Regions from separate parts of the Homo sapiens genome. Here region 1 is linked to region 2. A link is a loop called in an ENCODE intact Hi-C map of the cell type or tissue named here. Cell type or tissue: heart right ventricle. All regions are shown on one strand.

Evidence for each region. Hi-C counts contacts between places; a loop is a spot of excess contacts. Peaks named below come from ENCODE experiments on the same cell type or tissue, not always from the same donor. Only the 100,000 strongest peaks of a DNase experiment are listed, where the experiment ranks them.
Region 1: it touches region 2 in a loop (3-fold over the local background); 1 of 110 quality-filtered maps calls a loop at or near these places.

What each region holds. Positions count from the first base shown.
Region 1 is chr2:158,663,732-158,666,231 of GRCh38, forward strand. All of the region lies in intron 15 of PKP4 (plakophilin 4), which reads left to right. It overlaps PKP4-AS1 (PKP4 antisense RNA 1), which reads right to left. Exons shown (of 4, transcript NR_135242.1): 3 at 2,117-2,350. Among named protein-coding and RNA genes, the nearest start is that of PKP4-AS1, 70 kb to the right of the region's middle. In heart right ventricle, no CTCF peak of the experiment used is centred here; no DNase peak of the experiment used is centred here; H3K27ac peaks cover 2,500 bases.
Region 2 is chr2:158,033,223-158,035,722 of GRCh38, forward strand. It overlaps a transcript of UPP2 not described here. Among named protein-coding and RNA genes, the nearest start is that of UPP2, 67 kb to the right of the region's middle. In heart right ventricle, a CTCF peak has its summit at 1,215 (motif pointing right); a DNase peak (open chromatin) is centred at 1,157; H3K27me3 peaks cover 269 bases.

The sequences.
Region 1 (2,500 bases), 630 kb after region 2:
GAAAGAAGACATCTAACCCAGCCACACAGTGTAAGGGAAGGTCAGGAAAAGAGCGGAGTAAGGACGTGGAGGAGATTTCCTGAAGGGGATGCTGCCCGGCAGAATCTCTGAAGATGAGTGAAAGTAAGCCTGTAGAGGCTGAGGCTGTGGTATGGAAGGAGCCATCCAGATAACAGGGACAACAGGAGGAGGACAGTCTTGTGGTGCAGAGAAGACGTGTGGGCCAGGACTACTGGCTGCCCACTGGGGCCCACCATGGAGCCAGGCATCATGGATAGGCCTGAAGGCCAAACTTCAGGAGCTGAATCCTAACCTACACACAGGAGGGACTACCGAAAGAGTCTGGGCAGATGAGTGACAGAGACGGGCTAATATCATCACTGCTCCCCCACTTCCATGGCAGTGCAAAAGGTGGATTCGAGGAAGGGAGAGTTAGAAGCAGGGATTGGATTTGGGAGCCAGTGCAGCAATACAAAGGTGAGAAATCTTGAGTGGCAGGACAGAACACAGGTTGGGCAGCACTGTGGGGAGGGATAGAGGACCTCTGTTCCTCTCAGACCGTTACAGACATGCCTGTGTCTAAGGTTTCTGCATCTTTTTGCAAATGTATGAGTATGAAAACTGAAGACAGTTTCCTTTTGTTACCACTGTAAGCAAGTTCTCAGAACTTTCTAAATGTCCCCCAGCAACTTCCCAGACAGTCCTTGTCTGAGACATTTTCAACCTCTAGTAATTTCTTGACAGGTGTATTTTAGTAGAGTTACTACAATGCTTGCTGTGGGCTTCTTCCCCCACCTTAACCCCCCAAAATGAGAATCTTTTGGTGATGGTGTTTTCAAGATAGTGAAAAGCATTGATAAGCCTAGGTATGGTTTGTTTCGTGCACGTGGCCACTATGTTGAATATAGAGCGATAACTATGGTCTAGTGCTAAGCCGGTGTGGTTATTTTGTTGTGGCTCCTAGTTAAAGTGCCAGTGACTGAGTGTGTAAGTGCTGGCTCTGAATCCAGGCCACTCTGCTTACCGTCTGGCAGCCTAGGGGCTCTGCCCACAGTTTCCACCTCCCTAAAATAAAGTGAATATTAATACCTGCCTTATAAAGTGGTTATGAGGATTTAGTGAGATACTCCCAGCACATAAGTATTTATAAACATTTATGTTGTAGAACAGCGTTCACCTTCAGCTTCTGTGACCAGAGGATCATTTGATGATAATAAAAGACAGTAATTGAAATCGATGTGATTTGACTTATTTAGAAGTTCATGTCTGGGATCATTTAGTGAGAGAGTTAGATGGCAAAGCTCATTTAAAATATAAACATTATATCTAAGCGATTTCAATAGTGAGTTAAAATATTGGACCTTCACTAAGAAAATGAGATAATCGTGGCCACAGATGTTATCAAGTAAGAAGCTATTTCAGGAGCAGTGATGACTGTAGTTCTCCAGAAGGGAGACGGGCTGGGCTGGGCTGGGCTGGTAGGTCTCCAAGTGAGACAGAAGGAGATGGTTCTGTTGTTGCAGGTTTCAGAGAGAAGTTCATAAAACTGCCTGAGTGCTTTGCCTAGTAACCAGTCATGTACTTCATTTTCCCCCCATAGATTTCATGTGATTTGAAAAATAGGAGTATGCATTTCATATGCAGAATATAAATAGGATCTTTGAAATGCATCTTTCCCTCTTATTTGTATTATTAAAATATTCTGTTGGTATTCAAGAAACTGGATGGTCAATCACATATTTTAATGTTCGAAATAATACAAAGGGCTGGTAGATCTCTGTCCTACTGTCTTGGTCACAGCAGGAAAGTATATGTTTTATGAGCAGCATCTTTCAATTACCCTAAAATTTGAAAGATGATTTGCATTGGTTGAAAAAGTCAATTAAAGCTCAAAGCTGGAAACAAGATTAAAGAACCGTTTTCTAACGTTACTCTTTTTGGTTGTTTCACTGATGACTTAGCGCTCATTTCCATTTTATAAGATATACAAACTGACTCACAGTACAGAGTTGCTTCATAGTCACAGAAAAATTTCTTGACTATGGATTTTTAAAAAACAGCATCAGCAGCTAACTAATCTTGAGTGAGAATGCATTTTGCACACAAATATACTTACTTTTTCACCAGGCTGTATGAATTATGATGCTGGATGTTTCTGGAGATTTCCCTTTCTTCTGAGGCAAGGGATTTTTCCAACTAATCTCTTTGACAGGTTTCTGAACTCGAAATATTGTTGCAGGGAATATAGAAAAAAAATGACTTGATGGAGACAGGTTCTCCTTTCATGTGTGCTGATGGGTTACTGTCTCTGCCATCCTATTTATAGCCTCTGGGTTTGGCAGGGGACCAACTGCAAAGAAAACACACGATCCTTCCTTAATCATGTTTATGTATCTGAGATAGAAAGTAATCACTGCCTTCTCTTTTCTGCACAAAAATATCTGGCAGATGGTGGTTTGAGATTTTCAGGCTTTGGGATTTCTTTTTAAATCAGTCATTC
Region 2 (2,500 bases):
AGTTTCTGAGGTTGGCCTGGGCAGGCTGTGTTCCTGTATAGGGAAGGGTATAGCTCCACTCCCAGGGAGGTCTCTCTGCCACACTAGAGCCCTGGCGGCAAAAAGGCTTACAGATGCTCTCACACTCACCTACTCTCCTGCTTTCTGCATTTAGCTGGGCTCTTAGGGAGGAAAACTGAGATGAGACTCAGGGGTGCTCTTATGACTGCAGATGGGATGGGTGGTTCCAGGAGGGAATGCTGAAGAATAGCTTCTCCAGAAGGGATCTTCCAGGGAGCTTGAGGGGAGCCAGCCAGCCAGCCAGCCAGTGAGTACTCCTCCTCTTTCCTGGGAAGAAGGAGAAGAGGCTGGGGAATGGGCGGTCCAGCAGTTGGTCTCCATGTAGGGCAATTCCTTGGCAAGATAGCAGCAATAACTAACTAGTTCTATGCAAGATCTACCTGCAGGCAGCTGTCCAACACGTTATAATTAAAGGGGTTCCACAAGCCCACTTTTCCAAGTAGTTTCTGTTATTAGCCTATCCTCAGGTTTAAAATGCTACCATTAGGAGAGATTCACTGGACTTTAGCACAAATCTCACCCCAAGGTTCTCTTAAAACATGCAGTTTCACAAGGATGCAATGAAATTAGTTTATTTGCTTATTCCAACCTGTTGAGAAGAGTGCATTGCCCTGAAAACATTAGGAGTTGGAGAAGGCAGCCAAAGACAACCAGATGTTTTGAGAGTGGACAGTACCAAGGGTCACCTTTACTTCCTTCAGGATTTGCTCTGGGGCAACACAGACCCGGTCAAGCAGCATCTCCTGGCTCTGGCAACCCAGAGAACAGTGTAAGGCTCCACACTTGGAAGTGGATACTTTTCAAGCTAGCTGTATGTTCAGTCTCTCCAGGAGGAAAAGCCATAAGAATCTAGGAGTTTGACCATGATCATGAATTCCAACCTTCCACCTCTGAACTGCTCTTCATGGTGTTCCTTCCTGCATGCATTTTTACCATCAGGGTGCTTGTTCTTGAAGCTGCCTGGGGACTCTCAAGTCTGCTCTCTGTGGGGAGGAGGTACGTTTTCACTGAGCAGACACAGCACTCCGCAGGGCAGGGAAAGCTCTCTGTTCCTCTTCCAGTGCAGAAGCCAAGGTCCTGGCTCCTTCGACCTCACACATAGGGCAAAGGCTTCTGCTCAGATGCTTTTCAGAGAGAAGGAAACCGTCCAGCAGGTGTCAGTAAGTTCTAAGATGTGTAAGGAGCCTGGCTTGATAATGGAGTGTGCTCTTTTCCAAACCAGCTCAGCCTTCAAGGATCTCAGAGGAGATGTGACAGACAGAGGGCCTTGAGTGACAGAGCTTCCAAGAGGGGAGCTTGGGAAGGGAAAATTGAAGTCCATTTCCTTCCAGAGATTTGTCGTGTGTGTGTGCCTGAGGATTCTAGGAAGTCTGTCCTATAAATCTGGACTAATTACGCATAGTGAATGAAAAGGAAGAGATTGTTTGGCACCAGTCAGCAGTTCATTATGTCTATGCCTCTGCTGCAGAGCATGAACCATTTCTGGCTTTATCTCAGGGGCAGCTTGTTCGAACTAGCCTTAAGATTCTCCTTCAAATTGAATGAGGCCTTAAACTGAGGTCACTGTGGAAAGGTCACTGTCAGTCCAGCCTGGAGAACTCTTTTCTGAATTAAGTTGGCCCTCCTCCAAATAAAGTGCACATCAGAAGCCCCAGAGCCACTGTAGCTTGCATTAGAGCCCCATTTCTGGCCTGGCATCAAATGGGGTTCTTGAAGATGTGAAGCAGAGGTGTGGAAAAGAGCTCTTTACCTTGCTACATCCTCTTCTTTTTATCAGAATTTATTAAAAGATTGCATTTTCAGGTACAGTGCTAGAAACTACAGAGGATACGTAGAGATATAAGATGGGGTACCTCAGTTTAAGAGGATCAGAATCTTTTTTTTTTTTTTTCTGAGATGGAGTCTTGCTCTGTCGCCCAGGCTGGAGTGCAGTGGTGCGATTTCAGCTCACTGCAACCTCCGCCTCCTGGGTTCAAGCGATTCTCCTGCCTCAGCTCCTGAGTAGCTGGGATTACAGGCATGCACCACCACGCCCAGCTAATTTTTGTATTTTTAGTGGATACGGGGTTTCACCATGTTGGTCAGGCTGGTCTCGAACTCCTGACCTCATAATCCACCTGCTTGGCCTCCCAAAGTGCTGGAATTACAGGCATGAGCCACCGCGCCCGGCCAAGGATCAGAATATTGAAGTGGGCTCTGATAGTCTGTCATTGATCAGCATATTATCCCATTCCTATTGTGCTGGATACAATCAAAGGAACTCCTCCTCCATTTTACAGAATCTTGATGGGTTATTAATTGGGCACCATACCCTACTACTGCGGCATGGGCTTGTAACCTGAGCTGGCCAATCAGAGTCTACCTGGGAATTGCTTTATGGGTGTTATCAGTTTCTTACAGCCAGAGATGTGAAACTAATTCATACATTGATGACATTAGA